Linked DNA regions of Mus musculus: region 1 is linked to region 2. The links are chromatin loops, found by intact Hi-C in ENCODE. Cell type or tissue: heart. All regions are shown on one strand. Links, peaks and the distances in the headings refer to the core of each region. The heading gives the core; the rest is flanking DNA. Region 1 overlaps Gm960 (predicted gene 960). Region 2 holds the start of Ctsf (cathepsin F).

Region 1 (5,378 bases), core at 291-5,290, 230 kb after region 2:
GGCTTGGTAACAAACCCTTTGCCCACTGAACCATAGCACCAGCTTCCAAAGTATATTTTGACCACACTAGAATTACTAAAACAAAACTAATAACAGAAACATATCTGAAAGATTTTATAGTAGTTGTAAAATAAATGATAAATGAGATAAAACATGAAGTTAAAGAAAAGTTAGGGGCTGGAGAGATGGCTCAGGGGTTAAGAGCACTGACTACACTTCTAGAGGTCCTGAGTTCAATTCCCAGCAACCACATGGTGGCTCACAACCATCTGTAATGGGATCTGATGCCCTCTTCTGGTGTGTCTGAAGAGAAGACAGTGTACTCACATACATAATGTAAGTAAATCTTAAAAAAAAAAAAAGGACAAAGAAAAGTTAGAAGTAATTTAATGAAATGAAAATGCAGATGATCAGAATGTGTGGACTGTAGCTAACGTTGTCCTGCCTGGAGAGGATGACCTACCTCAGCATGGCGGCCGTGCCAGCCAAAGCTCTTACGGACCGAGAAGAGCAAGCTGCACAAACAGAGCAAATGAAATAAGAAAGAGCCATGTGGACGTTAATAGGAAATAAAAATAAAGAAAAACCATGGAAAGGAAAAGGTAGAGCACATTGATCATATTAATAAAGGAATAAGCAGGTAAGCCAGAGTGAGGAAGAGGGCTTCCTGCAGTGCACAGCTGTAACCCCAGTACCCAGGAGGGTGAGGCTGGGGCATGGAGAGTCTGAAGCAGCCTGGGCTACATAGTGAATTCAAGACCAGATGGGGCTGCAGAGCAAGAATGCCTTGTCTCAGGTTGGTTGGTTTGGTTTAACTATAAGATGCCTCTATTGCAGGTGATATCTGTGAGTCCAAGGTCAGGCTGATCTACAGAGTGAGTTCCAAAATACAGAGGATCTTGAAAAACCAAAACCAATATTTGAGATATATATTGGTATCAGAAATTAAAAATGTGACATCGGTATTTTTAAATTACTCTCAGAAGGTCATATTTGGCAGTACATGTGACAAATGATGAAATGGGTAACTTACTAAGGGGACACCCCTGTGACATGGGATAATCTTGTGTCTATGGAAGAAACTGGATTTCTAGTTTAAAAATAAGTACAGGCCACTTGTCAAACAAAGTTCGTTATAGAACTCTATTCAGTAAGTGAGCACACTTAGCAAGAGTGCTCATACAGAACCCAGAATCCACAAATAAATACATACAACCATTAATCAGGGTATGAAAATTCACATAAAAATCACATGTTCGGGGAATAAAAAGGCCAATGGGCATGGTGGCATGTGCCTGTAGCCCCAGCTCTGACAGCTGAGGTAGGAAGACTGTTTAGCCCGTGCCAAACCCAGGCAACATGATGAAACCCTATCTCGAAAAGGGGGTGAAGCCTGGCGGTGGTGGCGCACGCCTTTAATCCCAGCACTCAGGAGGCAGAGGCAGGCAGATTTCTGAGTTCGTGGCCAGCCTGGTCTACAGAGTGAGTTCCAGTACAGCCAGGGCTACACAGAGAAACCCTGTCTTGAAAAAAAAAAAGGGGGGGGGGTAGATAAGAAGTCCTTTGGGAGACAACTTGACAGGTTTGGGGGGTTACACATATGCTTATCTGGCCTAGCTACCCACTGTGTCACACTGAAACAAGTGCATCCATGGTCATAGTCTCTTTGTTGTGTATTTGTTTTGTTTTGTTTTGAGACAGGGTTTCTCTGTATAGCCCTGGCTGTTCTGGAACTCACTCTGTAGACCAGGCTGGCCTCGAACTCAGAAATCCGCCTGCATCTGCCTCCCGAGTGCTAGGATTAAAGGCATGCACCACCACCGCCTGTTTGTGTATTTGTTAGAACTCCCAACAGGTTGATGATCTATATAGTTGAGCACTGTTCAACCGTAAAGGGAATGAACTATTGATCCGCACATGTGATCTCTTGGAGTCGGAGTTATAGGTGTTGTGAGACCCTGGAAACCAAACTCCTGCCCTTTCCAAGAGCTGCAGGCGCTCTCTCCAGCCCCTCGCATTGTCTCTCACCACTCTCAGAAAGAGCAGGACCTTCAGGACAGCGTGGGCATTTGTTCTCCCTTTTGTACCTCCTTTTACCTGTTGGAGGGGTGCTGGTGCTCAGGCAGGGCAGCCCACAAAGCAGAGCCTGTCAACGCTCCCTTCACAACTTCTGTCATAACCTGTGTGCAGGCCTCACTAAATCTCGTTGGCTTTCACCTAGTTGGAGAGCTGATGGCCACACCTCAAGCAAGCGAAGCTTCTAAACACGGTATTCGTTCTCTAGAGATGTTGTAAGCCATTACCAGAGACTTAGTGACTTAAAAACATCATTTATTCTGTCATAGCGCTGGAGGCCAGAAGTTCAAAATCGAGGCATGAGCAGGCCTGTGTTTCCTTTAGATGCACTGGGAGAGAATCCATCCTGTCTCTCTGGTTTCCTAGTTTGTGGCTTACATAACTCCAGTTTCTACCCCCATCTTCACCTAGTCTTTTCCTACCCAACTGTTTCTGATTTAGGGGGGCCCAGCCTGAGTCCTGCATGCAGTATGGTCCTATCTCTGAATCCTTAATTATATCTACAAAGACCCTTTTTCCAAATAATCTCACATTCACAGGCTCTTGGTGTTAGGATGTGGGCAAACTGGAAAGGGTGCAGCCTCATTCACTTCAACCAGGAACACCTTGAGAACACAGCCTGAGCCATCGTTAGAACCCAGGAGATCCCCTCAGGTTCTGGGCTGTTTCTGCTTCTTGAGATCTTCTGCTTGGACCTCTCTGACATCCCAGTGAAGTCGGAAAGAACTGATCTGAGCTCTTTACCTTTTGGCTCTAGTGGTGGCTCATAGCCTCAGGGCCATCTGTGGCCCACTTAACTCAATGATGCTGAAAGAAAGGAGTATTTACAGAATACCTAATCTGTATTTCCATTTCCGTCTCAACAAAGATGTTCTGAATTAGGTCATTATCTTCCACCTTATAAATAAGGTAACTGTGAAACCTAAACCTTGCTGGTTACATGGCTAATAACTGGCAGGGTTTCAAAGCCTGATCACATTGTGCCTCTGTAGGGCTGAGTGGCAAGCCCAGGGAATGAGTGTGCACAGATCCATTGTCATTAGTCCTTCCCTCATTAGAGGCCACTTTGTGTTAACTCATTGGTGGCACAATAGCGGCCCCCAGTGGCTTCAGCTACAAACTACATGATCAAGGCAATAGGTCAAGTTTTTTTTCCCCCCCTTTTACTTTGTTTCCATGGTAACTAGCCAACTCACCAGATATAGAATTAACCCATCTATAGTTTAAGGAGAAATGGCAGTTCTCTAAAGGACTGGGCTGTCTCTCTTGGGGCCCAGATACTGATAGGCATACAAGGCTCACAGTGTTAGCCATCTCAAGTGGGTCACCCCTCTGTAAGACCAGTTTCTAAAAGGAAAAGGACAAAGACGTGTGCTATGCAAGATTTCCCAGGCCAGAGTGAACCGAAACTCTGCTGGATTTTGAGGGTGATCTTTGCCCCTGTGTGTTCCTCAGAATGTAATTACTTAGAAGTTGGAATTTGTATTAATATGCAGTGAATCTCATGTGAGTGCATCTGAGGAGAGACTGTGGGATCCCCCAGAAATGATGATAACTGTAACTGCAGAGCTCCTATAACATAAAAATCTGTAATGAGAATGCCAGGTAGCTCTCACATTTAATCCCAGCATTTAGGAGACAGAGTGACAACCTGGCCTACATAGTAAGTTCCAGGACAGACAGAACTATCTAGCAAAACTGTCTTAAAGGGGGAAACAAGAAGCAGTGTATCATAGAATGCATAGTACTGTGGTGTAATTCTTACCTAAGACTTCCCTTTGAAAGTGTCAACTTGATGCTTTAAGGATAGTCACTGTGCCGTGTGCTCCTCCCCCAATCCCCAGAGGTCTCCATCACACTGAAAACAAGACTGTGACTGCTGAACGCACATAACCCAGCTCCTCTCCCAAAGCCCCGCCCACCTTCTATTGGCTTACTTCTCCCCTCCCCTTGGTGTAGACATTACAGGAGTGGGGGCGGGGAGGAGGGTCTCACTGTGTATCTGAGAATGGCTTTTATCTTCCTATGTAGCTGAGGGTTATCTTGAACTCCTGCTCTTTCTGCCTCCCTCTCCTGAGTGCTGGGATTACATATGTGCTACTATGCCATTTTATGAAGTGTGCTCCTGCAGCTTTCATGCAAACACTCATTTTTTTCAACTTTTTAAAAGATGTATTTTTAACTAAGTGTACATGTATATAGAGGGACAGATGGTCAGACATTAAAGGTCAGCTCTGGGATATAAGAGACCCTGTCTCAAAGAATTTAATTTAAAAAAAGACAGGGCCAGGGATTGTGGTGTATGCCTTTAATTCTAGCACTTGTGAGGCAAAGGTAGGAGGATCTCTGCAAGTTCAAGCCCAGCTTGTTCTCCACCATATACTGAGTTCCAGACAGCCAAGACTAAATAAAAAGGGACTGGAGAAATGGCTGTGTGGAAGAGGGACCATGCTGCTATTGGTTTGGTTTGGTTCCCAGTATTCACATCAGGCAGCTTGTCAAAGTGTAACTCCAATTACAGGGGACCTGACCACCTCTCCTGTAGACACATAATTCACATAGTTACAAATACACATGGTAAACCTGGAGTAGAAAGATGGGCATAAACACATAAAAATGATGAATAGTGCCATCTTCAGAGCCTGAGGTTCAGGGATATGCTGGGAATGGCTACAGTGTGAGTTGTACAAGGGTCCACAGAAGGGGGATGCTTTGAAAGCTGGAGGCCAAGTAGAGACTGTTGAGTTAGGAGGATGAGGGTGAAAACATCCATATAAACCAAACCACACGTCTCACTAAGGTTCATTCAGACTTCTGCAGAATTCACTTGGTCTTTCTAATTGTTAAAGCACCTGACTCCAGAGAAAAACATTTCAGCCCAGAACACCAAAGACCAGCACAAGAATATTGCCCAGGAATTCCCTGAAGGTAAGTTTCTAGCTTTGGGGGTAAGCCCTGGACTGAAACCAGAGAAATAAAATTCATGGTGTGGAGTGGTCCAGCTATCCAACGATCCCATTCCACTTTAGCCATGCTGCTGCCACCTGGGATTTGGCCGCCTTCCACAGTGATTGAGGGACTTGGAGTAGCAACCGCATGCATTCCTACTTTAAAGCTACTCAATAGGACTTGTGCGTTGTACTTAGTATGTGCACATTAGCCTTTCCAGAGAAACGTGCATTCATTGACTCAGGAGGAATCAGCCAAGGCAAGACTCTGTAAATCTGCACCTGCGAGGCTGGGGATGTAGCTCAGTGTCAGAGTTGGTTTGCTTGTCAATACCGAGTTTGATCCTCCTCTGT
Region 2 (5,378 bases), core at 97-5,096:
TGTAAGGATAGATCCCTGGGGCCGGCAGAATAAGACATGAGGGAAGCCGACTTCAAAGTGAGAGACATGCTCAACTTTGGGGGCCCAAATTGGAACAATGACTTGTTGAATATAAAACCAGTAATCTAAATGAGACCGAAGGGTGTCACCCAGGAGAGGTTACCGGAAAGGCCATGACAGAGGAAATCCAAAGGAGAAAATCTGGTCTAAGTCTTACCCATCCTGCCTAGAGGGATGAAGCCCATGGTTTCCGGTTAGGAAGACAAAACGGAAGGAGGAAACCAGGCCACTCCTTGACAAGATGACTGCCTAGAAAGCTGGATAGGACCCTAGGGATATGGGCTCCTTGAGAGACACAGGATCCTTTTTGTTTGGTTTCGGACCCCTGGACCAGGGACTGAGGTGCATATGTTTCATATCAAGGCAGACCTGGCCTCCAGCTTCTCCCAGCACCCCTCAGTCCCTACCCTGGCATACCCAGAAGCTCTTCCAGACACAATCCAGGCATTTTGGTCTCCTCACTCTCCCTTTTCTCTTCTTTTCTTCTCTCTCTGTGTGGGCCCTTTCTCCCCTTCTCTCCCTCATCTCCTCTTCCCATGGTGATTTCCGTGGCCTAATCACTGGGGCCAGTGAACTCGCCAGAGAGCAGCTTCCCAATAAACCAGCAGTTAATATCATCTTATCTGCCTTGATCTGGCTCAGTTTACCACCGGGGAAATAAGGTATCACTGTGTACTTTATCTCCTTAGTATCAAGGTGCCGTGACGGGAGAAGGCCCAGGCCTGACGGAGACAGATGACAAGGCTGGGGCCTACCTTCCCTTGATTCATAAGTCCGGTTATAGGTGGTCATGAAGTCCTTGAAGAGTGGAGCCATCTTCACAGAGAAGTCCTAGGAAGGCGGAAGGATGTTCACTTACAAGTCCAGCCAGACCCCAGTGAGCTGACTGAGCTCTACCCTGGAGGACCAAGACAGGGAAGTCACTATGGGAAGAGGAAGTGAGGGGGAAGAGAGAGAAGGGGCGTGCAGAGAAAGAGAAGAGAAGGGAAAGAGGATTAAGGGGCCTTTGTCTCTCCTCGACACAGGGTCTTCACCTGGGGCAGGGGATCCTTGTCCAACAATGGAAGGAATGAGCTGAAAGTCGCATTTCTAAACTCTGGATAGGGTCGGAACAGAGAAGTAATTAAGGCTGGATTCTGACTCAAGTATGGTCTGGGCTCTCCCAGTCTCCTTGAGCAATCCCAGCACCTGTGACCTTGGCATTCACTGGGCTACAGTCCCTCCTCAGCAGCAAGTGTTCTTTTAGCTCTTCCAGGACTTCAAAACTGCAGAGCTGGAGGCATAGAAAGAAGACGGTCTTGGGACAGTTTGAAACAAGGTCCTGGCAAGAGCAGCTAGAAGTTCCTCAAAGGAGAGCCACATGGAAGGCAGTCATAACTTGGTGAAAGAGGGAGGCCAGCAGCAGACACCCAGCACCCCAACACCCACCCTTTCAGAGCATCTTGGTCTCTAACTTGGTATCTCAGGAGTAACCAATGCCTCGACAGGACCCACCATTCCAATTGTTTGCCAGCTAGGGCCAACAATAGCTGACCTCTTCACTCACCACTGTTTTCTTCGTCTCAGGCAGTGGGCACACCAGGGGATCATTGCAAGGTGGCTCCTCTAGTGTGGCTTCCAGGGAGAACAGAGAGCCCTGGCCGGCCTGGATGGAGAAGAAGTTGGGGCTGGCCCAGCCATCCCCTCCCCCTTTACTCCTCTTAGGAGACCATTGCCCATCTGTGCCTCCCTACCGGATACAGGTCTAAACAGGTCCTTCCCTCCCCTGTCCTGGCCATCATCCCAAATTTAAGCCAAACTCCACCTTGCACCATTCCTGGGCCCAGGCCCCGCGCCCGCTCCCCGCGCGTCCTCACCCGGCGGACGCGTCCGCGCACCGCTCCTAGCACGGCCCTTGTCCCCGCAGCACGGCCGTAATTGTACATGTCCAGCGCGAAGCGGGCGGGGGCCAGCAGCTCCTGGGACGACAAGTTCCAGGCCTGCTCGTCATCTGCCCAGGGCTTGGCGGGGACGGGGCTCAGGGCCACAGTCGAGAGCAGTGTCAGCAGCCACAGAAGCTGCAGTAGGGGCGCCATAGCGAGGTCGAAGCTGCTCGCCCGGATTCACTGACCCACAAACACACGGATCAAGAGACCCGAGGCGGAGCCTGCTGTCAGAGGCCACAGAGAGTTTCCCTACAACGTTGGAGAACGCCGGGGCGGCCAATGGGCACCGATTCCTGGCGCTTGCGCGCTCGCTTATTTACGCGAGGCACGTGGACCACGGGGTGCGGGATGCGGGGGGGGGTGGGTGGGGGGGTGGAGAGGGTGGAGTGAGGGGAGAGGACACTAGGTTGACAATAAAATAAGAATCTACGCCCTTTTCTATCTTACGCAGGAAAAGCCAGATCCTTTTAACCATGGCAGACCTGTGAGGTCAGTGCAGTCCCATTGCGTAGATAAAGAAAAAGAAGCTTACAGATGACTCTGATAAGAGGTGAACCCAAACAATTGGTTCCTCAGCCTGCCTTCACGGTGTGATCTCACCTTTGAGGCACCTATTGTCATTCACCAGACGGTCAGTAATATTATGGGTTGTGGGACCAGAGGATGTAGGTAGTTCAGTGGCTAGTGTTTGCCTAGCTCTCACAAATGCCCTGTGTACCATCCCCGAGCACGGAATAAACCTAGCCTGGTGAGGCACTCAGGAAGAGACAGAAAGTTCTGAAGTTCAAGGTCATTCTTGGATACCTAAGAGAATTTGAGCGTAGGCTACATGAGTCTGGCTGTTGTGAGGCTTAAAAGACATCTATATAATCAACAAAGCTGTGCAAAGGGTGGATCGTACCGTAAATCACTTAAAAGCACTGTGTTCCAGGACTGCCAAGGGACAGCGTCACAACTGAAAACAGAGGGTGGGAAAAAAATCTCCAAAGTGTAAAAATGTATGAGGGAATAACAAATTGAATCATAAACCAAGATGCATTCTCGTAAGCCTCTGCACACTTGGAGAGGGACCGGAAAGGAGGGTTTTTTATTATTGAAAGGGAAATGTCCATAAACTGCTTGGATACAAAAATCCATTGGTTTTGTATCGGAGAGGCAAAAATTATCCTCAGCTCATTGAAGGAGCTGTCGTATGTTATCTAAAGCGGTTAAAATCAGCCTTGTCACAGAAATCTTGTGTGTACGTGAGGAGTGTGCAGGGTATGTATATATGAAGGAGTTTTTTGAAGTCTTTAAGACAGTTCCCTTGGTTTGTTTGTCTTCAAAACAGGGCCTATGTAGACTGCTACATCCACTCCAGTAGTGACATGCATGACAGGCCAAAAGCCTGGATCTTGCCCAGGGCCTGCTTCTTTTGTACCACCCCGAGATTGGAGTTTCTGCCTTGTCCTGCTTCCCTATTACAACCTAAAGATTGAGGCTTGTTTCCTTGTCCTTGGCCAATGTCAGATTCCTGCCTAGCAGTACCCTATAGGTCTCTCCACAATGTATCCCATAAAGAATGCATCTACTGGGGCTGGAGAGATGGCTCGGGGGTTAAGAGCACGGACTGCTCTTCCAAAGGTCCTGAGTTCGATTCCCAGCAACCACGTGGTGGCTCACAACCATCTGAAATGAGATCTGGCTCCCTCTTCCGGAGTGTCTGAAGACGGCTACAGTGTACTTAATATAAATAAATAAATAAATAAATAAATAAATCTTAAAAAAAAAAAGAATCGTGCTTATCACTTTAAAAAAAAAGAATGCATCTACTGTATTTATAAACAGCACTTCTATGGGAGAGAAGTTTACGTGACTAGATCACGTTTGCTCTTTTGAGTTTCCTCCTACTTCAACACAGATAATTGAATAGTGTGCTGTAGGCATTTTTATAGAATGTGCATGGCATATTGTAAAGAATTGTTCTCAGTGTCCTCAGCTTCTACCTGTTCCACCCATTGGTGTTAATTCTTGAGGACTTTTACTTAATCAATTATTGCAAATAGATACTCATTTTTGATTTTAGAAAAATGAAATATGCACATTGTGACTATTGATACACTTTTAGTCTTTCTAATTACAACTGCTTTAACAAGAAAAGCAACTAAAAGTATAGTCAGTCATTGCCTATGTTGATTTTTTTTTTTATGCTTGGTGTTCCAAATCAAATTAAAATAGATATTGGAACTGGCTATTACAGCCAAGCATTTGAGATGTTTTGTCAACAATTTAATGTTACCCATGTTACTCATATTTTTTTATAACTCTTAAGGAAAAGATACTGCGGAGCTTTAAATATATATCTTCAAAAATTTTTTTAAATTTGGATGCCTAAAATCTCTCTGAGTGTCTATGGCACTCTACAACCAGGCATACTCATGAAATGAAAGGATCCACATACTGGCACATGACATGATACTGTTCAGGTATTTAATATGGGGAAGAGGGCATTTTTGTGTTTTCTCCACAGAATGCTGCAGCAGGAGCATGCTAGCTGCCAGAGTGATTGGTGAGACAAGCTGATGCTGGGACAAAGACTGATGCTGACCTGTGAGCTGGCTGAGTGCCCTGACAGTGGAGACAGGCAGACTGTTTTGGACTTGAGTTCCTGATCTCAGATTGGACAAACTGCCTTGCTTCAAACTTTTAGCTTGTGGGACTGAGAACATGGAGACTGGAAACCGCCTTCAAAAACGTAATCAAAAAGAAGTTATGACGAGTCTTCTCTTTCCTTTAATGTGACCAGTTATGCCTACTTAGTCATGCACTGTGCCGATAATCAACCCAGCATTAGAAATTGTTATTTCTTCATTTGGAAGGCTGATTCTGGTCATTTTAGAGACATATTTGAAAGTTAGCTACAATTCTCTATGACGCTATGTTAGCAGTAGATTGAGACAGGATATAGCAAATTTTAAGGCTAGGTTAGCAGATATTTCAGATATTAGCAGAAGTCATTTGGACACTTGGAACATTGATGAATTGGCCAGAGATTTAAAGAATCACCTAAGTGCATTGAATCCTGTGGATTGGGTTCAGTATATAATCCTGCTTGCTATTATTATTGGCATTACCTTATTAGTAATTGTTGTGTTTTCACTCATCTTTAGAAGTTCTTCTGAGATCTGTAGCTACCATGAGGCGGGATATTATGGAACTTCGTCTAGAAAATAAAAAATATGGGGAACTGCTACATCCACTCCAGTAGTGACATTCATGACAAGCCAAAAGCCTGGATGCAGTCCCGAGGCAAAAAGTTCACGGAAACTTAGTCTCCTGGAACTGTGGCATCCTATAGCACGTATGCTCCAAACTTGTCCTTGCAAATGGATCTGTGTGCTTCCTTTCAGTATT

What was found. Hi-C counts contacts between places; a loop is a spot of excess contacts. Peaks named below come from ENCODE experiments on the same cell type or tissue, not always from the same donor. Only the 100,000 strongest peaks of a DNase experiment are listed, where the experiment ranks them.
Region 1: a loop joins it to region 2, with 3 times the contacts of the local background. A loop is called at or near these places in 13 of 42 quality-filtered maps.

What each region holds. Positions count from the first base shown.
Region 1 is chr19:4,626,795-4,632,172 of GRCm38, reverse strand. It overlaps Gm960 (predicted gene 960), which reads left to right. Exons shown (of 15, transcript NM_001033447.3): 14 at 4,926-5,004. Among named protein-coding and RNA genes, the nearest start is that of Rce1, 3.8 kb to the right of the region's middle. In heart, for the core only: a CTCF peak has its summit at 3,171; no DNase peak of the experiment used is centred there; H3K4me3 peaks cover 359 bases.
Region 2 is chr19:4,852,025-4,857,402 of GRCm38, reverse strand. Ctsf (cathepsin F) reads right to left here and starts at 2,238. Exons shown (of 14, transcript NM_019861.2): 1 at 1,917-2,238; 2 at 1,607-1,705; 3 at 1,249-1,333; 4 at 1,095-1,156; 5 at 816-891. The coding sequence starts at 2,135. In heart, for the core only: a CTCF peak has its summit at 2,134; a DNase peak (open chromatin) is centred at 2,232; H3K4me3 peaks cover 1,542 bases; H3K27ac peaks cover 738 bases; H3K27me3 peaks cover 1,423 bases.